Linked DNA regions of Homo sapiens: region 2 is linked to region 1. A link is an interaction called in ENCODE POLR2A ChIA-PET data of the cell type or tissue named here. Cell type or tissue: HepG2. All regions are shown on one strand. Links, peaks and the distances in the headings refer to the core of each region. The heading gives the core; the rest is flanking DNA.

Region 1 (16,532 bases), core at 6,345-11,344:
TCAAGTCATCCGCCCACCTCGTCCTCCCAAAGTGCTGGGATTACAGGTGTGAGCCACTGTGCCCGGCCAGGTTTGGGTTTTATTTCAAACCTGGGACAGGGCTCCGTTCTCCACCACTGCTCTAAAAATATTTATTGAAAGAAGAGGGACATACCACAGAGTCAGCCCTACCTTTGGTGCTTCAGGCCTTCAAATGGAGACCCCAGGGTGCAAGGAATTCAGGTCTTTGCAGACCTTCCTGTGGAAGATGGAACAGTGTGAAACTGCATGGAACAGCATGGATGCATTTGGGAACTGCGTGGAGGCTCTGTCTCCTGTAAGGCAGAACTGAGTTGGCCGCCCCAGGGACTGAGTCCCTGGCCACCTCCTGCCAGCCACAAAGACCGTGCTGCCCACGACGTGCTGTTGCTTCATGGTGACTTGACTGTGATACAAAGAGGCCACCAACCTGGACAGGGAAACCTGAGCTTTCTGCAAGCTCCCCAGTAACTCCAGGCCTGACAGGGGCTCACTTCAATACCCCCAGCCCCCGTCTATGAAATAAAGGGTGTTTAGGATCCATCTGGCAACGGACACCCACTCGCCCAGGCCAGACCTAGGGAGGGGCACAGGGACCAACGAGGCCTCAGTTTCCCTATCTGTGAAATGGACAGAAAAAGCCCCGCGGCGCATCATAACAACCCACCAGGTCTATTGTCCAGCCCTGGGGGCCCCCACATCCCTCTGAGCAGCTTTGGGGTCCCCAATTTCCTTCCCCCAAGCACACACGCACTGTCCTCTGCCCCTGACCGCAGCCGGGTCCTGATACTGTTTTGTTCTCACCCTGCTCTCCTGACCTGGTGCCACCAGTTTGGTGTCTTAAAAAACCACAACTTAGGGTGCTGTTATCTGCTATCAGTGGCGGGACGCGGTGGTTTCGGGGCCCCTCCGTGCACTTCTCAGAAGAGCCAGCCATGTCATCGCAGGGTGCTTGGCACAAAGCAGCTTGTTTATCAGGCCCCCTCATCGCGATCCCTGCTGATAAGGGCCTTCAAGGCGCCCGACAACTTGTTTACGGGCCTTGTTTTCAGAGATTCTCCATTTGATGTATCCCGGTCTTGCAGCCCAGGGGTCAGGGCATTGGGGAGGGGGGAAGCAGGGCTGGGTCGAGGGGCTTCTGGGAAGACTTCCTGGAGGAAGGGATGCTGGAAGGGAGCGAGGGAGGGTTAGTTGCAGAAGATGGGGTAGGCATTGCAGGTGGAAGAACCTGCATGGGCAGAGGTTTGGAGATAAGAACCTTGTGACAGGCTGGGGGCAGGGGCTCATGCCTATAATCCCAGCACTTTGGGAGGCTGAGGTGGGAGGATCGCTTGAGTCCAGAAGTTCAAGACCAGCCTGGCCAACATGGCGAAACCCCATCTCTACAAAGAAAAAAAAAAAATTAGCCAGGCAGGGTGCGTGCCTATAGTCTCAGCTACTTGGGAGGCTGAGGTGGGAGAATTGTTTGCACTTGACCTTGAGAGGTGGAGGTTACAGTGAGCCAGGATCACACCACTGCACTCCAGCCTGGGTGACAGAGCCAGACCCTGTCTCAAAAAAGTAAAAAAAAAAAAAAAAAAAAAAGAGCTTCTGGCAAAGTCAGGTTAATTAATGAGCTGGGGCTTATCTGAAGAGCAATAGGGATTTGGCAGGGTTTAAGCTGGGGAGTGGGGAGGTTAAGAGCCAGGGTGAAGTTTGAATCCTGGTTCTACTCCCAGCTTCAGTTTTCTCATCTGTGAAATGGGGATGGTGTGAGGATTCAGTGACACCATTCAGGAGGGGACGCTGGGGAGAAGCCACAAGCAGGTTGGATGGGAGGAGGAGGGCCTGGCAATGCCAGGGAATGCGTAGAGCCAGAAAGCTGATTAGTAGTTGCTTAAGGCTGGGGGCTGGGATGGGAACAGGATGGAGGTTGATAGCTAAAGGGGAAGGGGTTTCCTTTTGAGGTGATTAAAATGTTCTCAAACAGGCCGGGCACGGTGGCTCACACCTGTAATCCCAGCACTTTGGGAGGCCGAGGCAGGTGGATCACTTGAGGCCAGGAGTTCGAGACCAGCCTGGCCAACATGGCTAAACCATGTCTCTACTAAAATTACAAAAATTAGCTGGACATGGTGGCACATGCCTGTAATCCCAGCTACTTGGGAGGCTGAGGCAGGAGGATTGCTTGAACCTGGGAGGCAGAGGCTGCAGTGGGCCAAGATTGCACCAATGCACTCCAGCCTGGGCGACAGAGAGAGACACCATGCCAAAAATAAATAAATAAATAAATAATAAAATAAAATGTTCCCAAATGGAGTGGTGATGGTTGCAGAACTCTGTGAATACCCTAAAACCCATTGAATTGGAATCTTTGTTATTATTATTATTATTATTATTTTGAGACAGGGTCTCACTTTGTCACCCAGGCTGTAGTGCAGTGGTGCAATCTCAGTTCACCGCAGTCTCAACCTTCCAGGCTCAAGCAATCCTCCCACCTCAGCCTCCTGAGTAGCTGGGACTACAGGGGTGCACCACCATGTCTGGCTAATTTTCTTGCTTGCTTGCTTGCTTGCTTTTTTTTTTTTTTTTTTATAGAGATGGGGTCTCACTGTGTTGCCCAGGCTGGTCTTGAACTCCTGGCCTCAAGGGATCCTCCCGCCTCAACCTCCCAAAGTGCTGGGATTACAGGCATGAGCCACCACGCCCGGCTGAGCTGGACACTTTAAATGAGTGAATTGTGTGGTCGATGCATTATATCTCAACAAAACTGTTAAAAAACAAAACAGACAAAAGAAGATCAAGAAGGCCTTTTTCACTTTAGCACCGGGAAACCCAGGAGGCAGCTCTGAACCTCTGGATAGAAGGCATTTTGGGCAGCGGCTGAAGGAGGTAGGTACTGAGCTCCTTGTCACCTAAGCCATGACCAGGTGAGCTCCTGCTGGGAGCCGCAACCACCCAGCTGCTCCTCCGCTTCTCCCAGCAGGAAAGGTGCCAGGGGCTGCCCCTCAGATGTGGCAACAGGAGCTGGGCCCCCCACCCGCCCACACTGGGGTTTCTGCGCCTTTGCTACCTGTCTACCTGCTAAGCCACTTCCTCCGCCCACCCACCAGCCCGTCTGCCTGGCGCCTGGCTTCCCCGGCTCCCTCGTCCGCCTTGCCTGCATCCCCCTACCCACCTGGCTTCCTCGTGAGCTGCCCATGTAGGCAGGACTGGGAGAGGACCCTCCTCCAAAAGCCAGGATCGGAGCCCAGCTTAGCCATTGACTCTCTGGAGCTCCTTCAAGAAGTGAGCCTTAGTTTATCCGCCTGAGCAATGGGACTAAAAATATCAACCTCGCAGGATGGCTGCGAGGCTCAGGGCCTTTGCACTGTCCATCCCCCCCCCCTGCTGGGGGCACCTTCTAGAATCTTCCTGGAGGTTGCCACTGGCCTCTCTCTCCTCCTGGGAAAAACCCTCCCTGACTCCCCCAGCTAAATGCACCAATGGGCCCTCTTTTCCCCTCGCCTCAATTCATTTTTTGCCCTGGAACCTCAGTACCTAGAGCTTTATTTATTTGTTTATTATTTTTATTTTTATTATTATTTTTTGAGACAGTCTTACTCTGTTGCCCAGGCTGAAATGCAGTGGCGTGATCTCGGCTCACTGCAATCTCTGCCTCCCGGGTTCAAGTGATTCTCCTGCCTCAGGAGAATCCCAAGTGGCTGGGATTACAGGCGCCCGCCACCACGCCCAGCTAATTCTTGTATTTTTAGTAGAGACGAGGTTTCACCATGTTGGCTAGCCTGGTCTTGAACTCCTGACCTCAGGTGATCCACATGCCTCGGCCTCCCAAAGTCCTGGGATTACAGGCGTGAGCCACCATGTCCAGCCAATAAGCAGTCCCAGAGCTCTATTGATGACTGTTTGCCAGTCTACTGCTTGCATCTAACCTGAGAGCTACATGAGGACAGAGACTGTGCCTGTCTCAGGGGCACAGGAGTGGCTCAGGGACTGTTTTGTTTTGTTTTGTTTTGTTTTGAGACAGAGTTTCGCTCTTATTGCCCAGGCTGGAGTGCAATGGCGTAACTCGGCTCACTGCCACCTCCCTGTCTAAGGTTCAAGCGATTCTGCTGCCTCAGCCTCCCGAGTAGCTGGGATTATAGGCACCCACCACCACGCCCAGCTAATTTTGTATATTTAGTAGAGACGGGGTTTCTCCATGTTGGTCAGGCTGTTCTCGAACTCCCGACCTCAGGTGATCTGCCCGCCTTGGCCTCCCAAAGTGCTGGGATTACAGGCGTGAGCCACTGCACCCAGCTGGGACAATTTGTTCAATAGTGAGCAAAGTGTGTCTGGGGAATTGTGTGCCAGGTTCAGAGGGAGAGCTGGGAGCAGCAGCACACACCTGTAGTCCCAGCTACTCGGGAGGCCAAGGCAAGAAGATCGCTTGAGGCTGAGAGTTTGAATCCAGCCTGGGCAGCATAGGGAGACCTCATCTCTTTTTTTTTTTTTTTTTTTTTTTTTTTTTGAGACAGAGTCCTGCTCTGTCCCCCAAGCTGGAGTGCACAATCTCAGCTCACTGCAACCTCCACCTCTCAGGTTCAAGCGATTCTCCTGCCTCAGCCTCCCAAGTAGCTGGGATTGCAGGCATACGCTACCATGCCTGGGCAATTTTTGTATTTTTAGTAGAGACGGGGTTTCACCATGTTGGTCAGGCTGGTCTCGAACTCCTGACCTCAAATTATCCACCCACCTCAGCCTCCCAAAGTGCTGGGATTACAGGAGTGAGCCACCGCGCCCAGCCAAGACCACATCTCTTAAAAAACAAAGGCCTAGGCCAGGTGCAGTGGTGCATGCCTGCAATCCCAGCACTTTGGGAGGCCCAGGCAGGAGGATCGCTTGAGTTCTGGAGTTCCAGACCAGCCTGTGCAACATGGCAAAAACCCCTCTCTACAAAAAATACAAAAATTAGCTGGACGTGGTGGTGTGTGCCTATAGTCCCAGCTACTCAGTAGGCTGAGGCAGGAGGATCACTTGAGCCTGAGAGCTTGAATCTGGCCTGGGCAGCAGAGTGAGACCCCATCTCTTAAAAAAAGAAAAAAAAGGCCTGGTGCAGTGGTACAAGATCACATCTGTAATCTCACCACTTTAGAAGGCCAGGAGCTTGAGACCAGCTTGGGCAACATAGAAAGACCTCGTCTCTACAAAACATAAAAAGAAATTAGCCAGGCGTGGTGGCGCGTGCCTGTAGTCCCAGCTACTTGGGAGGCTGAGATGTGAGGATCGTTTGAGCCTAGGAAGTTGAGGCTGCAGTGAGCCGTGATTGGGCTGCTGCACTCCAACCCAGGCAGTGTAGAGATCCTATCTCAAAACAAAACAAAAACAAAAAAGGAAAGATTGCATGTGGTCTTATAGCAAAGCTGACAAGAAAACGTTCAGGAAGAGAAGGAAAATTTCTTGTGAGCTTTCAAAATACACCCTGAAACCTCAAATAAATTCTCTGCTTGGGGAGAGATCTAGACACCTCCCACTTTCCTTTCTTTTTTTTTTTTTTTTTTTTTGAGATGGAGTCTCACCCAGTCTCACTCCAGTCGTGCCCAGTCTCACTCCAGTCTCACCCAGGCTGGAGTACTGGAGACTGGAGTGTAGTGGTGCGATCTCGGCTCACCACAACCTCCACCTCACTGGTTCAAGCGATTCTCCTGCCTCAGCCTCCCCAGTAGCTAGGACTACAGGCGCATACCGCCATGCTGGGCTAATTTTTGTATTTTTAGTAGAGACAGGGTTTCACTATGTTGGTCAGGCTTGTCTCGAACTCCTGACCTTGTGATCTGCCCGCCTTGGCCTCCCAAAGTGCTGGGATTACAGGTGTGAGCCACCGTGCCCGGCTATTTTTTTTTTTTTTTTGAGACAACGTCTCGCTCTGTCACCCGGGCTGGATTGCAGTGGCACGATCTCGGCTCACTGCAACTTCCACCTCCGGGTTCAAGCGATTCTTGTGTCTCAGCCTCCTGAGTAGCTGGGATTATAGGTAGCTGCCACCACGTCTGGCTGATTTTTTTATTTTTAGTAGAGACAGGGTTTCGTCATGCTGGCCAGGCTGGTCTCGAACTCCTGACCTCAGGTGATCTGCCCACCTCAGCCTCTCAAACTGCTGGGATGACAGGCGTGAACCACCATGCTGGCCCTTCATTCCTTTTTAAGGCTGAATAATATTCCCTTGCACGGATGGGCCATGTTTTGCTGGTCCATTCACCCTTTAATAGACATCTGCATTGCTCCCACTTTTTGGCTATTGTGAATAATGCTGCTATGAATATTCATGTCCAGGGATTTATTTGAACACCTGTTTCCACTCTTCTGGGGATATACCTAGGAGTGGAATTGCTGGGCCATATTTATGGCAATTCTGTGTTTAACTTTTTTTTTTTTTTGAGACAAGGTCTCACTCTATTGCCCAGGCTGAAGTGCAGTGGCTCAATCACAGCTCACCATGGCCTCAACCTCCTGGGTTCAGCTGATCCTACTCCCTCAGCCTCCCAAGTAGCTGGGAATACAGGTGCATCACCTCGCCTGGCTAATTTTTTTATGCTTTTCATAGAGACAGGGTTTCACCATGTTGCCCATGCTGGTCTCGAACTCCTAAGCTCAAGCAATCCTCCTGCCTCAACCTCCTGAAGTGCTAGGATTACAGGTGTGAGCCACTGCACCCAGCCTGTGTTTAACTTTTTGAGGACCTACCAGGCTTCAACGACAGCATCATTTGACATTCCCACCAGCAATGGCTCAGTAGTTTTGAACCCTTATGGCTTTCAACTAACTAGGACCCAAGTTCAAATCTTGGCTTAACCACTGTGACCACTGGATCCTTTTCTTTCCCATCATGCATCTTGCTTTTCCTGGTAGCAACACCCAATTCTGCCTCTAGGAACCCACCTGTCTCAGCATGGCCAGCGGGGCTATCAATCCTAGAGGTTCACACTCAATGGGCTGGGGGCAAATTTGGGGAACCAAGAGGTGACTCCCCTACCTAGGAAAATTCACAAGAACAAGGCAGGTCTAATTGAGATTCACATAGGGGGAGGAGAGAGAAGGCGGCCTTGGCAGCTGCTAGGGCCTCCTGAGCCAGCAAGATTTTAAATATGTTTTTGCACAAAAATAGACGGATAGACCTTCAAACAAGAAGAAAAAAGAACCTGTGTTTAGAGCTGCGAGCTGAGTGTTTAGGCAGCTGACAGCATTTAGCCTGGAACGAACTATCCAATGCAAGTGTGTGGTTAGGGTCGTGTTCAAAAATACGGCTTCGAAGCAGCAAACCCGGGGCTGGGCCACTCGCCCTGTAATTCTTTTTCCAAATAAAAGGCAGAACTATTCCTGGCTCGGCTTGGGGACTTCTGCGGCTGCCGGGGCTCCAAGGAGGCCAGCCTGGAATGTCAAGCATGGCTCTCGCCCCGCCAGGCTCAGGCCTATGCTGCTTGGGAGCCTGTCATTGTATGACTTTTTAATTAAAACGTGATTCCCACAGGGCCCTGTCCGAGCCCAGGACTCCTTCACAGGAGGCCCCTGGGCTTGTGGCAAAGCGCTGGGACTTGTGATGTTTGGTAGCATGAGCCAATTTGGAGCTATTTGTGGAGTGGATTTAAAAAAAACAACAACAAACCAAACAAACATCACTTGATGTTTGCCAAATATAGCATTTTGCATTTCTATAAGCAAAGCCCTAATTTTTTTTTTTTTTTTGAGACGGAGTCTCTCTATTGTCACCCAGGCTGGAGTGCAACGGCGCAATCTCAGCTCACTGCAACCTCCGCCTCCCAAGTTCAAGCGATTCTCCTGCCCCAGCCTCCCAAGTAGCTGGGATTACAGGCGCCCACCACCACTCCTGGCTAATTTTTTGTATTTTTAGTAGAGACAGGGTTTCACCATGTTGGTCGGGCTGGTCTCGAACTCCTGACCTCAGGTGATCCACCCGCCTCGGCCTTCCAAAGTGCTGAGATTACAGGCACTGTGGGCCACCATGCCCAGCCTGATTTTTTTTTTTTTTTAAGAGACAGAGGGAGAGCTCTGTTGCTTAGGCTGGAGTACAGTGGCACGATCATGGCTCACCACAGCCTCCAACTCCTGGGCTTGAGTGATCCTCCTACCTCAGCCTCCTAAGTAGCTGGGACTACAGGCATGCACCACCACATTTGGCTAATTTTATTTTTTATTTTTTGTCGAGATGGGGGTCTTGCTGTGTTTGCCCAGGCTGGTCTCCAACTCCTGACCTCAAGGCATCCTCCTGCCTCAGCCTCCCAAAGTGCTAGGATTACAGGCGTGAGCCACCGCACCCAGCCTAAAGCCTTGATTTTTAAAAAGTAATGTACTTGGCCAGGCGCGGTGGCTCACGCCTGTAATCCCAGCAGTTTGTGAGGCAGAGGTGGGTGGATCACGAGGTCAAGAAGTCAAGACCATCCTTGCCAACAGGGTGAAACCCCACCTCTACTAAAAATACAAAAATCAGCCGGGCGTGGTGGCGCTCGCCTGTAGTCCCAGCTACTCAGGAGGCTGAGGCAGGAGAATCGCTTGAACCTGGGAGGCAGAGGTTGCAGTGAGCCAAGATTTTGCCACTGCACTCCAGCCTGGAGACAGAGTGAGACTCTGTCCCAAAAACAAACAAAAAAAGTAATGTACTTAATCAGATATAGAAAGGAAAGAAGCACTGATCCATTCTACAAGGAGGATGAGCTCGAAAACATAACGCCAAATGAGAGAAGCCAGACACCAAGGCCGCGTAGTGTGAGATTCCATTGATATGAAATGCCCAGAACAGGCAAATCCACAGAGACAGAAAGAGGAAGAAGAGGAAGCATGGTTGCCACCGGCTGTGGGGGAGTGGGGAGTGATTGCTGATGGGGACAAGGCCTGCTTTTGGCAGGGATGAAAGTATTTTGGAATTAGATAGAGGTGGTGGTTACACAATATTCTGAGTGTACTAAATACCTCTGAATTACTCACTTTATTTATTTTTGTTTTTATTTTTATTTTATTTTTTGGGACAGAGTCTTGCTCTTGTCGCCTAGGCTGGAGTGCAATGATGCAGTCTCGGCTCACTGCAACCTCTGCCTCCCAGGTTCAAGTGATTCTCCTGCCTCAGCCTCCCGAGTAGCTGAGATTACAGGCACCCGCCACCACACCCGGCTAATTTTTTGTATTTTTAGTAGAGACAGGGTTTCACCACATTGGCCAGGCTGGTCTCGAACTCCTGACCTCAGGTGATCTGCCTGCCTCGGGGCAGATTCTAAAGTGCTGGGATTACAGGCGTGAGCCACTGTGCACAGCCTGCTGACTTTAAAATGGGTAATTTTATATTGTATGAATTTCTTAAAAAAAAAAAAAGCCAGGCACGGTGGCTCATGACTGTCATCCCAGCACTTTGGGAGGCCGAGGTGGGAGGATCACAAGGTCAGGAGTTTGAGACCAGCCTGGCCAACATGATGAAACCCCGTCTCTACTAAAAATGCAAAAATTAGCCGGGCATCGTGGCAGGTGCCTGTAGTCCCAGCTACTCGGGAGGCTGAGGCAGAAGAATCGCTTGAACCTGGGAGGCAGAGGTTGCAGTAAGCCGAGATTGTACCACTGCACTCCAGCCTGGGCAACAGAGCGATACTCCATCTCAAAAAAAAAGAAAAGAAAACAAAACAAAACAAAAACGGCATGTAACTTGGGGAGTGGTAAGAACAGAGGCTCTGGGTCTAAATCCTCCCTGGCCTGCCAGTGACCAGCTGGTGGGCTTAAAGCAACAATTTAGCATTCTCAGATCTGAATCTGCCATCTGTAGGCAGAATGGGGATACTGAGGCTGGGCCTCAGGAAGACCACCGCCATCTGCCACCCAGCTCACTATAGTCAAATTTCCCCAGCTTCCCCAGTAACAACCTTTATGGCCACTTTTTCCTTTTTCACTTAGGATCCGATCCAGACTCACACATTGCCCCTGGGGCTTCTGTTTCGTTCACTACCTTTCATCAGGAACCATGCTGCAGTCTTTCCCAGCCTTTCACGACATGGACATTTTGGTGGAGTTGAAGTCAGTTGTTTTGTGGAACATATCCCAGGGTGCTGGCCTGATGGTTCCCTGTGACCAGGTAGAGGGTGTGAATTTGGGGCAGGATCCACAGAAGCAATAGTGGATCTTCCCTGGTGCGTCGTATCGGGAGGCACCTGACATTGGCTTGTCCAGTTACTGGGGATGTTAACTGTAGTCTTATTTTTTTCTTTTTCTTTTTCTTTCTTTCTTTCTTTCTTTCTTTCTTTTTTTTTTTTTTTTTTTTTTTTTGAGATGGAGTCTCATTCTGTCACCCAGGCTGGAGTGCAGTGGCACAATCTGGGCTCACTGCAAACTCCACCTCCTGGGTTCAAGTGATTCTCCTGCCTCAGTCTCCCGAGTAGCTGGGATTACAGCTGCCTGCCACCACGCCTGGCTAATTTTTTTATTTTTAGTAGAGACGGGGTTTCACCATGTTGGCCAGGCTGGTCTTAAGCTCCTGACCACCCACCTCAGCCTCCCAAAGTGCTGGGATTACAGGCAGGAGCCACCATGCCCAGTCTCTCTCTCTCTCTCTCTCTTTTTTTTTTTAGAGACAGTCTTGCTGTGTCACCCAGGATGGAGTGCAGTGACACAAACATAGCTCACCTTAGTCTCCAGGTCCTGGGCTCAAGTGATCCTTCTGCCTCAGCCTCCCAAGTAGCTGAACTACAGGTGTGCACCACCATGCCCTGCTAATTTAAAAAATATGTATTTCTTTGTAAAGAAAGGGGGTCTCACTGTGTTGCCCAGTTTGGTCTCAAACTCCTAGCCTCAAGAAATCCTCCTGCCTCGGCCCCTCAAAGTGCTGGGATTACGGGTGTGAGCCACTGCGCCCGGCCAAATGTGCTCTTATGATTCAGGCGATGGGATTATATGTCTTAAAATCTTCCCAGAGCAGGGACCCCAATGTGCAGGAGGAGCTAGAAATGACTCCCTTAAATCTCTTATCTGCAGAGCCCCGCTGGCCCCAGCCTCCATTCTGTCTCAGGGCTCCCTCACTGCCATGTCTTTTCCTTTTTTCTTTCAAAAAAACATCTGCAAGTAAGCCCAATGTCTGATCGGGCCAGGTGACACGGAGCCAGCAGGGCCAGGGATGGCTTAGACCCTTTTCTGAGCCAGAAGAGGGGACCATGTGAGGGCAGATGAGATGCATTCCCAGAGACTTCCTGGAGGAGATGGCCTCTGAGCCACATCCTAGAAATGAGCTGCACCTTAGTGCCATTTCAAGGGTTCTGGGGCTCCCGGAGAAGTCTCCAGGGGCCTTTTTCTGTCTCACCCAGTAGGACAGCCCAGGGGTTCACTGGTCCCCTGTCAGGGGCTCATCTGGACTTTCGCCATCAGATGTTAGTGGCAGTTTCCCCATGCGGTGGGGAAGCACATTCATGCCCCCATCATCAGGGAACAGACCACTCTGCCTTCTTTGAAGTTTACGATCTACAGGCAACTGGATTTGAATCTCTGATTTTATCCCTGCCTCTCTGGAGGCTGAACCACAGGCCTCTGTGTTCAGTCCCTGCCTGGGAGCTATTTTGGGATCTCAGGTCTGTAATTTTTGCTGCTCGGGGAAAGCCTTGGCAGGAATATGGGGGGCAGAGAACGGAGGGACAGATGGCTGGCTTCCCTCACCAAGCCTCAGTTTACCCATCTGCTAACGGGGGTGAGTAATTCACACCTCACGGGAGGGCGGTGAAAAATCTGTTCAATGCTGGGTATGAAATGACATCCTGGAGACAGCCTCCATCAGGGTTTCTTTGTTTCTCTGTTTTGAAACAGGGTCTCACTTTGTCACCCAGGCTGGAGTGCAGTGGTGCTGATTCATGGCTCACTGAAGCCTCCATCTCCCGGGCTCAAGTGATCCTCCCACCTCAGCGTCCCAAGTAGCTGGGAACACAGGTTCATGCTGCCACACCTGGCTAATTTGTTTTTTATTTCATTTCATTTCATTTTATTTTTTTGAGACAGAGTCTTTGCTCTGTCGCCCAGGCTGGAGTGCAGTGGCATGATCTCTGCTCACTGCAACCTCCGCCTCCCGGGCTCAAGCAATTATCCTGCCTCAGCCTCCCTAGTGGCTGGGATTACAGGCGCCTGCCACCACGCCTGGCTAATTTTTGTATTCTTAGTAGAGACGGGGTTTCACCGTGTTGGCCAGGCTGGTCTCAAACTCTTGACCTCGTGATCTGCCCACCTCGGCCTCCCAAAGTGCTGGGATTACAGGCGTGAGCCATCATGCCCAGCCCACCTGGCTAATTTATTTTTAATATTTTCATAGAGACAGGGTCTCAATATGTTGCCCAGGCTGGTCTCCAACTCCTTGGTTAAAGCAGTCCTCCCAACTCGGCCTGCCAAAGTGGTGAGATGGCAGGAGTGAGCTTCTGCACCTGGGCACACTCAGGGTTTTGTCTATTCTTGTGTGGAGGGGGATGTCTGCTCCTTTTTTTTTTTTTTTATGGAGGCTCGCTCTGTCGCCCAGGCTGGAGTGCAGTGGCACAATCTTGGCTCACTGCAAGCTCTGCCTCCCGGGTTCATGCCACTCTCCTGCCTCAGCCTCTCGAGTAGCTGGGACTACAGGCGCCCGCCACTATGCATGGCTAATTTTTTGTATTCTTTAGTAGAGTCGAGGTTTCACCATGTTAGCCAGGATGGTCTTGATCTCCTGACCTCGTGATCCACCCGCCTCGGCCTCCCAAAGTGCTGGGATTACAGGCGTGAGCCACCGCGCCCAGCCTTTATTTTTTACTTTTTTTAATTACTATTTTTTTTGAGATGGAGTTTCACTCTATCACTCAGGCTGGAGTGCAACGGCGCAATCTTGGCTCACTGCAACCTCTACCTACTTCCCGGGTTCAAGTGATTCTCCTGCCTCAGCCTCCTGAGTAGCTGGGACTACATGTGCGCACCACTATGCCCAGCTAATTTTGTTTGTGTGTGTGTGTGTGTGTGTGTGTGTGTGTTTAGTAGACACGGGGTTTCACCATGTTAGCCAGGATGGTCTTGATCTCCTGACCTCATGATTGCCTGCCTCGGCCTCCCAAAGTGCTGGGATTACAGGCGTGAACCACCACATCCAGGTAATTTTTGTATTTTCAGTAGAGACAGGGTTTCACCATGTTGGCCAGGTTGGCCTTGAACTCCTAACCTCAGGTGATCCGCCCACCTTGGCCTCCCAAAGTACTGGGATTACAGGCACCCAAAGTGCTGCACCCGGCCTCTGCTCCCTCCTCTACCTCCCATCAAAAATAGGCAAGTGAGATTGGTCAACTGGGGGGTAATTTTAACTGCTGACACCAGGCAATGTCTGGAGACATTTTTGGTTGTTGTAGAAAATCTGGGGAGGGGATGTTACTGGCATCTGGTGGGTGGAGGCCAGGGATGCTGCTCTGCAGCCTACTGGGCGCAGGATGGCCCCACAAAGAGAATAATCCAGCCCCGAATGTCAGTGGTGCTGAGGATAGGAAGTTACAGCACCCAATACTGTATTTCCCATGTATCCAGATGACTCATGGTTGGTGACTTTGTAATTTGATTTGATGTGATTTGTATATGAGTCAATGTTACACGCTGCTACTGTTTGAATGTTTGTCCACTCCAAAAGTCAAGGAGGGCTGGGCACGGTGACTCATGCCTGTAATCCCAGCACTTTGGGAGGCCGAGGCAGGCAAATCATCTGAGCTCAGGAGTTTGAGATCAGCCTGGGCAACATGGTGAGATCCCCATCTCTACTAAAAAACACAAAAAATTAGCCGGGCATGGTAGCGTGTGCCTATAATCCCAGCTACTCAGGAGGCTGAGGCAGGAGAATCACTTGAACCCGGGAGGCAGAAATTGCAGTGAGCCAGGCTCATGCCACGGCACTCGAGCCTGGGGAACGGAGAGAGACTCTGCCTCAAAAAAAAAAGAAAAAAAAATGCTGGGCACGATGGCTCATGCCTGTAATCCCAGCACTTTGGGAGGCCAAGGTGGACAGAACACCAGGTCAGGAGATCGAGACCAGCCTGGCCAATGTGGTGAAATCCCGTCTCTACTAAAAATACAAAAATTAGCTGGGTGTGGTGGCAGGTGCCTGTAATCCTAGCTACTCAGAGGATGAGGCAGGAAAATCGCTTGAACCCAGGAGACGGAGGTTGTAGTGAGCCGAGATCGCGCCACTGCACTCCAGCCTGGCGACAGAGCGAGACTCCATCAGAAAGAAAGAAAGAGAGAAAGAAAGAGAAAGAAAGAGAGAAAGAAAGAAAGAGAAAGACAGAGAGAAAGAAAGAAAAAGAAAGAGAAAGAAAGAAAGAGAAAGAAGGGAAGGAAGAAAGAAAAGAGAGACTTAATCCTCAATGTGGCAGCATTGAGAAGTGAGACCTTTAAAATCATGATTAGATTAGATTATGATTAGATTATGTTATGACTGGGGCCAGGCTCGGTGGCTCATGCCTGTAATCCCAGCACTTTGGGAAGCCAAAGCGAGTGGATCCCTTGAGCCCAGGAGTTCAAGACCAGCCTGGGCAACATAGTGAGACTCTGTCTCTGAAAAAAAAAAATTAAGAAAGAAAGAGTTGAAAGAAGAAGAAAGATCTGAGATAGCAAGTTAGCATGCCCAGACTCCTCTCCAGAAAGTCCCCACCAGGAGGAAGACTCTCACCAGAACTGTCCCTTGACCTTGGACTTCCCTGCTTCCAGAAATTAACAAATACATTTTGTTTCTTTACAAATCACCCATCTTCAAGGCCAGGCACTGTGGCTCATGCCTGTAATCCCAGCACTTTGGGAAGTGGAGACGGATGGATCACTTGAGGTCAGGAGATCGAAACCAGCCTGACCAACGTAGTGAAACCCTGTCTCTACTAAAAATACAAAATTAGCTGGACGTGGTGGCGCATGCCTGTAATCCCAGCTACTCTGGAGGCTGAGGCAAGAGAATGGCTTGAACCGGGGAGACGGAGGTTGCAGTAAGCTGAGATTGCACTATTGCACTCCAGCCTGGGCAACAAGAGCAAAACTCCGTCTCAAAAAATAAAATTATTAATATTAATTAAATTAATTAATTTATTAAATATTAAGCTGCTTTTATAAAAACAAGGTGAGTACTGCCCTGGTTCTCACAATGTCTGGGATATTTTTGGTTGTCATGGATGGGTGCAGTGGGGAGGGAGGCATGTATCCCTACTGACATGTGGCTCAGAAATCTTGAACTAAGAGAAGCATCTTCCAAGGGTGGCCTCTCTGCAGTTGTGACATCTGAGCTGGGATCTGAACGTGCCACCCCGAGTAAAGTTTGCAGGCCCAGCGTGGGGGTTCAGTGGACACACACATGTGAGTCCAGAAAGACCCAGTGGGTCTGAGGAACAGTGACAATAGGCCCCTGGGCTGGGGCCGAGGGAAAGGAGTGACAGAAGGTGATGTCCCAGAGGCCATATCCTGAGGCCTCTCCCTCGATCCCGTGATGTTTCAGAAGGTCCCTCTGGCTGACGGGTGGAGAATGAGCTGTTGGGCCAGGGGAGAAAGTAGATGGCTCGGGTTGATTCCCCGGGCAAGATGAAGGTGGCTCGGCAGAGTTGGAGGGGGCTGGTGAAACGAGGAGGAATTGCAGGCTGGGCAAAGTGTTCCTGCAAAGAGCGGGCTTTGCAAGCCATAAGGTCTGTGTTGCAACCACTGAACTCTGCCTTTGTGTCCCCAAAGCAGCCTTAAGATGAGATGTGACAAATGGGCACAGGCATGTGCCATTAACTTTATTTATGGACACCAAAATTTGAATTTCCTAGAGCTTTCACATGTCACAAAATATTTTTCTTTTAATATTCTCCCAAATTTTATAAAATGTAAAAAGGCCAGCCCAGGCAACATAGGGAGACCCCATCTCTATGAAAAGAAAAAGAATTAGGCAGTCATGGTGGTGCACACCTGTGGTCCCAGCTACTCGGGAGGCTGAGGCAGGAGGGTGGCTTGGGCCCAGGAGGTTGAGGCTGTAGTGAACTATGATTGTGCCACTGCACTCCAGCCTAGATGACAAAGAGAGACGCCATCTATTTTTTTAAATGGTTAAAATGGTCAATTTTCTGTTATGTGTATACATATATATATGTGTGTGTGTGTTTGTGTGTGTATCTGTGTATATATGTGTGTGTGTATGTGTGTGTGTATGTGTGTGTGTGTGTGTGTATGTGTGTGTGTGTATATATATACTTTTTTTTTTGAGTCTGAGTCTTTGTCACCCAGGCTGGAGTGCAGTGGCGCAATCTCAGCTCACTGCAACTCTGCCTCCCGGCTTCAAGTGATACTACTGCCTCAACCTCCCGAGTAGCTGGGATTACAGACACCTGCCACCACACCCAGCTAATTTTTGTATTTTTAGTAGAAACAGAGTTTCATCGTGTTGTCCAGGCTGGTCTTGAACTCCTGGCCTCAAATGATCCGCTCGTCTCAGCCTCCCAAAGTGCTGGAATTGCAGGTGTGAGCCACTGTGCCCTGTCTGTTATGTATATTTTATCACAGTTTTAAAA
Region 2 (9,853 bases), core at 4,854-9,853, 980 kb after region 1:
GGGAGAGAAGACTCAAGGAATCTTGAGGGGATTGTGAAGGGGAGGGAGCAAAGAACTAGGTTTGGGGGAGACAAGTCTTGCGAGGCAGCTGAGAGCTGGGTGGGAGATGGGGGAAGAAAGACCATCGCAGATCCCAGAAACTCCAGTAGTTCCAGTCCCAAAGGCTGCCCCACCCCCTTCCAGTAGCCTGGCCACCCCTGTGCCCCCTGGGGCCCGCCTGGGGGTGGATCAAGGCTCTACCCCGCCTCCCTGACCCCTGCCCGCGGCCCTGCAGTAACATTTGACCTTGCGGCGGCCGCAAACCAGGGACAAAGGGGCCTAGGCCCATCTGCTGAGGGGGCACCCGTGGGAATGGCCAGATCCTGCTGGGGCAGCCTGGGAACCTGTCTCCGTCCTCCCACATGTGACCTTGGCTCCCTTTGCCCCTCCACAGGCAACCTGGTGGGACCAGGAACTCAGGTCTTAGACTCTGGGGCTCGGCAGGGTACAGGGAAGAAATTCAGCTTCTCTGCCCCACCCCAACACGAGCAAGGTGGTCTGCCTCCATTTCCCTGCTTTCTTCAAAGTTGGCCCAAGTCCAGGGACAGCGTGTGGGTCGGAAGGTGACTAGCCCCAGCCCTCGCTGGAGGGGACTGTGCTCGCCACCATACTTCTTGTTCTGTTTCTGGGGTCAGGTTGACTGGATTCAAGTCCAGGCCGCTGACTGGCGCTGACCTCAGGCTGACGTGGTCCTGCCCTGGGAGAGGCGGTGAACACACCTGCACAGGTGAGGCCTGGAGCACCTGCCCCCAAGGCTGGGAATGAAAGTCTTTCTAATCCCTGTCTCGGGTTTCAGCTGCCACCCTGAAGGGGGACAGCTGGCCACTAATCCAAGCTTGGCTGGGTCGTTCCAAGCTCCCCTTTCCCAGACTCAGCCAGTCCTGGTGTGGAGGGGCAGGGAGATGTGACTTATGCAAATGACATGCTAATTCATTGCCTGCTATTAACCTGACACGTCCCACAGCTCCTGGGCCCCCAGGAGAAAGCTGGAACTGGCCACCATTGGCATTCATTCTGAGTTTCTCTTGAAGTACAACGCCCCCTGAGTCCCAGACTATTACCTTTGCTATGCCTGTCCCCCACCCAGAAACCCTTTACCTTATTTTATTTATTTATTTTTGAGACAGACTCTCCTATTTTGCCTAGGCTGGTCTTAAACCCCTGGGCTCAAGCAGTCCTCCTCCCTCGGCCTCCTGAGATACTGGGATTACAGGCAAGCTCGACCACATGGAGTCCAGAAACCCTTGACCTTAGCTTTGAGTTAGTAGCAACTCGTCATCCACACCCTGAATCTGAACCATTCCAGCTTCAGTCTCCCTCCTTTTTGTTTTGTTTTGTGTTTTATTTATTTATTTAGAGACAGAGTTTTGCTCTTATTGCCCGGGCACGATCTTGTTGTTGGCGCGATCTCGGTTCACTGCAACCCCCGCCTCTCAGGTTCAAGCAATTATCCTGCCTCAGTCTCCCGAGTAGCCGGGATTACAGGCATGTGCCACAACACCCAGCCAATTTTTGTATTTTTAGTAGAGACGGGGGTTTCACCATGTTGGCCAAGCTGGTCTCAAGCTCCTGACCTCAGGTGATCCTCCCCGCCTCAGCCTCCCAAAGTGCTGGGATTACAGGCATGAGTCACCACGCCTGGCCTGTTTTTTTTTTTGAGACAAGGTCTTACTCTGTGACCCAGACTGGAGTGCAGTGGCGTGATCTCAGCTCACTGCAACCTCCACTTCCCAAGCTCAAGTTACCCTCCCACTTTAGCCTCCTAAATATCTTTATAGGCACATGCCACCACGCCTGGCTAATTTTTGTATTTTTTTGTAGAAATGGGGTTTTGCCATGTTGCCCAGGCTGGTCTTGAACTCCTGGGCTCAAGTGATCTACCCACCTTGGCCTCCCAAAATGCTGGGATTACAGATGTGCACCACTGAGCCCGGCCCCCTTCAGGAAAATCTGCCAGCCAAACCCAGCATCTCCCTGGGAAGGGGCTGCCAGGAGAAGCTCTGTCCAGTCCCCATGAATCCCTCCCTGGGCTTCGGGAGACAGGCCAGTTGGAACTTCAGCTGTGGCTATGCAACCTCACGGACCCCCGAAATGCGTCAGTCCCAGGGACCTGGTCCCATAGCCCAGGTTGCTTCTGGCCTGACCCCACTGATATGAAGTTCACATTCCACTTGGTGCCAGGCCAAAGACACCTGAGTCTTTCTTCATTGCCTGGCCACACCCCATCAGGCCCTGGACACCCATGTGCACCAGCTTCCCTCACGCCAAATGTGCCCCAACATGCCAAATCATGCAACATGACATGATGTCACTCCAGGACAGTTTATGACATGCCACAGCTGTCTGGCATGTCCAGACATGGCTGGGTAAGGGGCCTACAGAAAGGTGTCCCCAAGCTGGGGAGGCGGGAGGGGAGGCCTGGGCTTCCCCAGGGCCCTTGCAGTGGCTTCGAGCACCGCCACCTCCTCGGCCTGCTGAGCCTCCATGAGTGCCATCTGCTGCTCCAACTTCCGGCGTTGCTCTTCCTGCTTCCGGTGGGCTCCTCGGAAGGCCAGGACCAGGGCGCTGGAAGGGGTGGGTGGCTGGGTCAGGAAACAGCCCCCGAGTCCACCCAAGGCAAGGGCCGTGTACTCCCACTCCCAGAATGGGGGCTCTTTCACATTGGGTCTCCAAGGGTCCCAGCTAGCTGGTCTTTTGTTGTTGTTGTTGTTGTTGTTTGAGACAGAATTTCGCGCTTGTCACCCAGGCTGGAGTGCAATGGTAAGATCTCCCCTCACTACAACCTCTGCCTCGAGGGTTCAAGTGATTCTCCTGCCTTAGCCTCCCAAGTAGCTGGGATTACAGGCGCCCACCACCACGCCCAGCTAATTTTTTTGTATTTTTTAATAGAGACAGGGTTTGACCATGTTGCCCAGACTGGTCTTGAACTCCTGACCTCAGGTGATCCGCCTGCCTCAGCCTCCCAAAGTGCTGGGATTACAGGCGTGAGCCACCATGCCCAGCCTGTTTTTTCTTGTTGTTGTTTTTTGAGATGGGGTTTCGCTCTTGTTGCCCAGGCTGGAGTGCAATGGCACAATCTCGGCTCACTGCAACCTCTGCCTCCCGGGTTCAAGCGATTCTCCTGCCTCAGCCTACCGAGTAGCTGGGATCACAGGCATGCGCCACCACGCCTGGCTAATTTTGTATTTTTAGTAGAGATGGGGTTTCTCCATGTTGGTCAGGCTGGTCTCGAACTCCCGACCTCAGGTGATCTGCCCACCTTGGCCTCCCAAAGTGCTGGGATTTCAGGCGTGAGCCACTGCGCCTGGCCCAGCCTGTTGTTTTTTTTTTTTTTTTTTTAGACAGAGTCTTGCTCTGTCACCCAAGCTGGAGTGCAGTGGTGTGATCTCTGCTCACCACAACCTCCACCTCCTGGGTTTAAGCAATTCTCCTGTCTCTCAAGTAGCTGGAATTACAGGCACGTGCAAAGACGCCTAGCTAATTTTTGTATTTTTAGTAGAGATGGGGTTTCACCACGTTGGCCAGGCTGGTCTCAAACTCCTGACCTCAAGTGATCTGCTGGCCTCAGCCTCCCAACATGCTGGGATTACAGGTGTGAGCCACCACACCTGACCGTTACTGCCTATCTTGGGGCAGTGGGGAATGCTAAGGCCCAGAGACAGCCAGGGATACTTCTGATATCCTGGTGGGGGATGGTGCCAGGGGGATTGGGGGGATGCAGAACAGTCCTACCTGTGGGCTTTGCATAAATCCCTGTTCAGCTCGGCACTCTGAGACCGTCTGGCTCGCCCCTTCTGAGCCACCTGTTCCAGCTCCCTGCGCAGAGACTGCAGCTGCTCCTGCAGGTCCAGTGTCCTGTTGCGAAGGAGAAGAGAGGGGGCTCACAGCCCCAGCCGATCCTGTTTCCCAGGTCTCCTCCTACCCACCTGCCCACAGTATTGTCATGTAAACACACCTGTACACCGGGGTACACCTTAGCTTCTACTGCAGACGACACCCCCGGGGGCTCTCACATAGGCTGCCTGCCCACCCCCCGCACAGCCCAGGACCCAGGCACACACCTGGTGAGCGATGCTGCCAGTTCCTGGGCTAACTTCTCTGGGTCCCAGGCTCTGCCCACCTGGCCACCATCAATGCCACTGGTGCCACCAGGGACAGCAGGAAGGCCCTAAGGGAGGCAGAAGACAAGAAAGTGACATTAACCTAGGCCAAGTCCGTGCTTGGCCCACACTGGACATTGGAGCTGCCCAGACAGTGGCAGCTGCTGTGCTCTCAGAGACCCACATCTGGTTCGATATACCAATAAGAGCAAAATTATACTCTGATAAGGGAAATATCCTATTTAATTAAAAAAAATTTTTTTTGAGACAGAGTCTCACTCTGCCACCCAGGCTGGAGTACAGTGGCACGATCTTGGCTGACAGCAACCTCCGCCTCCCAGGTTCAAGCGATTCTCCTGCCTCAGCCTCCCAAGTAGTTGGGATTACAGACACATGCCACCAGACCCGGCTACTTTTCGTATTTTTAGTAGAGACGGAGTTTCACCATGTTGGCCAGGCTGGTCTCGAACCTCATCTCTAAAAATAAAATTTAGGGGCCAGGTGTGGTAGCTCATGCCTGTAATCCCAGCACTTTGGGAGGCCAAGACGGGTGGATCACTTGAGGTCAGGCGTTCAAGACCAGCCTGGTCAACATGGTGAAACCCTGTCTCTACTAAAAATATAAAAATTAGTCTGGCATGGTGGCAGACCCCTGTAATTCCAGCTACTTGGGAGGCTAAGGCAGGAGAATCGCTTGAACTTGGGAGGCGGAGGTTGCAGTGAGCCAAGATCATGCCACTGCACTCCAGCCTGGGCAACAGAGTAAGATACGGTCTCAAAAAAAAAAATTAGCCAGGCATGGTGGCGGGCACCTGGAGTCCCAACTAACTGGGCGGCTGAGGCAGGAGAATCACTTGAAGCTGGGAGGCAGAGGTTGGAGTAAGCTGGGATCGCAGCACTGCACTCTAGCCTGAGCAACACAGTGAGACTCTGTCTCAAAAAAAAAAACAACAAAAAAACAAAAACAAAAACTAGAGATCCACTGGAAGTCCTTCCTCCTGTCTAATCCTTGTTTGAAATAATAATAATTTTTTTTTTGAGAAGAGTCTCGCTCTGTCGCCCAGGCTAGAGTGCACTGGCGTGATCTCAGCTCACTGCCAGCTCTGCCTCCCGGGTTCACGCCATTCTCCTGCCTCAGCCTCCCGAGTAGCTGGGACTACAGGCGCCCGCCACCATCCCCAGCTAATTTTTTGTATTTTTAGTAGAGACAGGGTTTCACCGTGTTAGCGAGGATGGTCTCGATCTCCTGACCTCGTGATCCGCCCAACTCGGCCTCCCAAAGTGCTAAGATTACAGGCTGGGATTACAGGCATGAGCCATCGTGCCCGGACAGTAATAATTTTTTTTTCTTTTTTTTTTTTTGAGACGGAGTCTCGTCGCCCAGGCTGGAGTGCAGTGGCGCAATCTCGGCTCACTGCAACCTCCACCCCTCCAGGTTTAAGCAATTCTCTGTCTCAGCCTCTGGAGTAGCTGGGATTACAGGCACGTGCCACCATGCCCAGCTAATTTTTTTGTATTTTTAGTAGAGACAGGGTTTCACCATGTTGGCCAGGCTGGTCTTGAACTCCTGACCTCATGATCCACCCGCCTCGGCCTCCCAAAGTGCTGGGATTACAGGTGTGAGCCACCGTGCCTGGCCAATAATAATTTTTTAAAAATTAGGCTGGACGTGGTGGCTCACGTCTGTAATCCCAGCACTTTGGGAGGCCGAGACGGGCGGATCAGCCTGAGGTCAGGAGTTTGAGAGCAGCCTGGCCAACATGGTGAAACCCTGTCACTACTAAAAATACAAAAATTAGCTGGGTGTGGTGGTGCACGCCTGTAATTCCAGCTACTCGGGAAGCCAAAGCAGGAGAATCGCTTGAACCTGGGACGCAGAGATTGCAGTGAGCCAAGATCGCACCACTGCACTCCAGCCTGGGTGACAGAGCAAGATCCGTTTCCCAAAAAAAAAAAAAAAGAAAAAAAAAATTAAAGGCCAGGCGCTGTGGCTCATGGCTGTAATCCCAGTACTTTGGGAGGCTGAGGTGGGCAGATCACCTGAGGTCAGGAGTTCTACACCAGCCTGGCCAACATGGTGAAACCCCATCTCTACTAAAAAATACAAAAATTGGCCAGGCACGGTGGCTCACGCCTGTAATCCCAGCACTTTGGGAGGCTGAGGCAGGTGGATCACAAGGTCAGGAGATCGAGACCATCTTGGCTAACACAATGAAACCCCGTCTCTACTAAAAAAATACAAAAAAAATTAGCCGGGTGTGGTGGCGGGCGCCTGTAGTCCCAGCTACTCGGCAGGCGGAGGCAGGAGAATGGCGTGAACCCGGGAGGCGGAGCTTGCAGTGAGCCGAGATTGCACCACTGCACTCCAGCCTGGGCTACAGAGCGACACTCTGCCTCAAAAAAAATAAAAAATAATAATAAATAAGCCGGGTGCAGTGGCTCAAGCCTGTAATCCCAACACTTTGGGAGGCTGAGGCGGGCGCATCACCTGAGGTTCAGAGTTCGAGACCAGCCTTAGTAACATGGGGAAACCTCATCTACACTAAAAATACAAAAATTAGCCGGGCGTGGTGGCGCGTGCCTGTAGTCCCAGCTACTCAGGAGGCTGAGGCAGGAGAATCACTTGAACCCAGGAGGTGGAGGTTGTGGTAAGCCAAGATCGGGCCATTGCACTCCAGCCTGGGCAACAAGAGCAAAACTCTGTCTCAAAAAAAAAAAAAAGAGATGAGGTCTCGCTGTGTGGCCCAGGCTGGAGTGAAATGACATAATCGTGGCTCGCTGAAGCCTCCAACTCCGGGTTCAAGTGATCCTCCCACCTCAGCCACCCGAGTAGCTGGGACCACTGTGATAAGGGAAATAAATAACAGGAAACCGCATCTGAAGTCACTCCAGGAGGGCTTCCTTGAGGAGGTGATGTCTAAGCTGAGATCTACAGGAGGTCGAGGACTTTATGACACAAAGAGGGAAGTGACCGGTGTTCCTGGCAGGGACACAGAATATACAAAGGCTTGGAGGTAGGAGAGATGATTTAAAGAGCTGCATTAAGGACAGGTGCGGCGACTCATGCCTGTAATCTCAGCACTTTGGGAGGTGGAGGCAGGCGAAACATTTGAGGCCAGGAGTTCGAGAGCAGCCTGGCTAACATGGTGAACTGCAACTCTACAAAACTGCATCTCTACAAAACATACAAAAAATAGCTAGATGTGGTGGTGCGTGTCTGTAATCCCAGCTACTCAGGAGGCTGAGACAGGAGAATCTCTTGAACCTGGGAGGCGGAGGTTGTGGTGAGCCGAGATTGCAACATTGCATTCCAGCCTGGGCAACAAGAGCCAAACTCCGTCTCAAAAAAAACAAAAAAAAAAAGGCTGTGATTGACAAGGGCTATGTTCTCATTAGTAAGCTACTCCCCTACCAGGTTCAGGCAGGGCAGCTCACCTGATACCACTCTTCCTCGTCCCCGCTGCTGCCACCTCCGCTGCTATGTCCGCCACTGCTGTTTGCCCCACCAGCCTGGAGCTCTGCCCGTTCCCACCGCAGCTGCTCCAGCAGGAGCACGTGAGCTGGACCCAGGGCTCGGAGGGCAGCCTCCCGCAGCTCTAGGCCCCGCTTCTCACGCCGCACCAGCTGCAGCCGAAGCATCAGGTCCGCCAGGGCCTCCTGTGGGACCAAGGAGAGGGGAGAGAATTTATGCTTCTACGGTCAACTGCAGGGAAACTGAGGCCCCAAGAGGCACCCACTGAGGACTATTCAGACAAAAACTGTGACTTTTGGCCAGGCGCAGTGGCTCATGCCTGTAATCCCAGCACTTTGGGAGGCCAAAGTGGGTGGATTACCTGAGGTCAGGAGTTCGAGACGAGCCTGGCCAACATGGTGAAAACCCGTCTCCATTAAAAATACAAAAATTAGCCAGGTGTGGTGGTGCACACCCGTAATCCCAGCTACTTGGGAGGCTGAGGCAGGAGAATCACTTGAACCCGGCAGTGGGGCAGAGGCTGCAGTGAGCCAAGATAGCGCCACAGCACTCCAGCCTGGGTGAGAGCAAGACTCCGTCTCAAAAAACAAACAAACAAACAAACAAACTAGGACCTTCACCATTCACCATGTTCTTGTGAGGTGGAAATATCTTCCTCCCATAAAAGCTACAGCTGTAGAAATGGCATTTCCTAGAGGGGCAAGTAGCTTACATAGGTCAAGTATTAGTTCTGTCAAAGCTTCTGGAGTTTCTCTAACTCCAGAACCTCAAGTTTTTCATGCCAAGCTACAAACCCAAGATTGTGTTCTTTGCTCCCATCTCTTCCCATAGGAAGGGCATTTTGGAGAGCCAGATTTGTAGTCTAATGAGAAACTGAACCCCAGAAAACAAACTCCTATTAATCCCTCAAAACCCCAGCTCCAATTCTCCCTTCACAATGCCTGCACTCAGCCCAGCAGAATTCTCCTTTGCTCCTTGGTCCCCCGACCTCAGTAAAGGATTTTGTCCCACCAAGAAAGACTGACACAGTGGCCACAGCCCATTTGTACCCTTGCGGCCACCAGGTCCTGCTGAATTTGTGTCTTCTCCAGTCGGGGAAGAGCTGGGCCAGCCTGGGTCCCCAGAATGGCCTGCACCATGGCTTCTGCACGGGGCACAGTGGGCATGGGTGCCAAGGTGGGGCCAGGCTCTGAGAGAATCTTCATTAGAGAACGGCGCTCCTGGAGACGCTGGACATAGCTTCGGAGCTGGAAAGCCACTTCCTGTGGGGTGGGCTTATCCACACTGCTGCCTTCAGGGCTATAGAAAACAGAAAAGGTGCCTATGTCAACACTGGCAGGCATAGGTGGGTTAAGTTCATGCCAATCCTGGTAGGGTCCATCACCTTCCATCTCACTGGCCACGATGGAATCTATGCCATCTTTGGTGGTCCCTGTCACACCAACATACCCCACTAGGCACCACCTTCCATCAAGACCACATGGTGGCCAGGTGCGGTGATGCATGCCTGTAACCCCAGCACTTTGGGAGGCTGAGGTGGGAGGATTGCTTGAAGCCAGAAGTTTGAGACCAGCATAGGCAACAGAGTGAGAATCCGTCTTTTTTTTTTTTTTTTTTGAGACGCAGTCTTGCTCTGTCGCCCAGGCTGGAGTGCAGTGGCATAACCTCGGCTCACTGCAAGCTCCACCTCTCGGGTTCACGCCATTCTCCTGTCTCAGCCTCCCAAGAAGGTAGGACTACAGGCGCTTGCCACCACGCCCGGCTAATTTTTTTTTTTTTTTTTGGATTTTTAGTAGAGACGAGGTTTCACCGTGTTAGCCAGGATGGTCTCGATCTCCTGACCTTGTGATCTGCCCACCTCGGCCTCCCAAAGTGCTGGGATTACAGGCGTGAGCCACCGCGCCTGGCCGAGAATCCGTCTTCATAAAAAATTAGCTGCGGCCGGGCGCAGTGCCTAACGCCTGTAATCCCAGCACTTTGGGAGGCCGAGGCAAGTGGATCACCTGAGGTCAGGAGTTCGAGACCAGCCTGACCAATATGGAGAAACCCCGTCTCTACTAAAAATTCAAAATTAGCCGGGTGTGGTAGTGGGAGCCTGTAATCCCAGCTACTCGGGAGGCTGAGGCAGGAGAATCCCTTGAACCCGGGAGGCAGAGGTTGCAGTGAGCCGAGATCGGACCATTGGACTCTAGCCTGGGCGACAAAAGTGAAACTCTGTCTCAAAAAAAAAAAAAAAAAAAAA

Evidence for each region. Peaks named below come from ENCODE experiments on the same cell type or tissue, not always from the same donor. Only the 100,000 strongest peaks of a DNase experiment are listed, where the experiment ranks them.
Region 2: POLR2A ChIA-PET joins it to region 1 with 5 read pairs; 2 of 35 experiments call an interaction of 5 or more read pairs at or near these places.

Annotation. Positions count from the first base shown.
Region 1 is chr19:16,265,802-16,282,333 of GRCh38, forward strand. No RefSeq gene overlaps it. Among named protein-coding and RNA genes, the nearest start is that of KLF2-DT, 51 kb to the right of the region's middle. RefSeq lists a silencer at 8,673-8,873. In HepG2, for the core only: no CTCF peak of the experiment used is centred there; no DNase peak of the experiment used is centred there; H3K27me3 peaks cover 574 bases.
Region 2 is chr19:17,247,811-17,257,663 of GRCh38, forward strand. It overlaps USHBP1 (USH1 protein network component harmonin binding protein 1), which reads right to left. Exons shown (of 13, transcript NM_031941.4): 9 at 8,661-8,910; 10 at 7,575-7,796; 11 at 4,101-4,207; 12 at 3,772-3,894; 13 at 1,361-2,604. The coding sequence ends at 2,415. Among named protein-coding and RNA genes, the nearest start is that of NR2F6, 6.8 kb to the left of the region's middle. RefSeq lists enhancers at 1-941, 942-1,890. In HepG2, for the core only: no CTCF peak of the experiment used is centred there; a DNase peak (open chromatin) is centred at 7,571.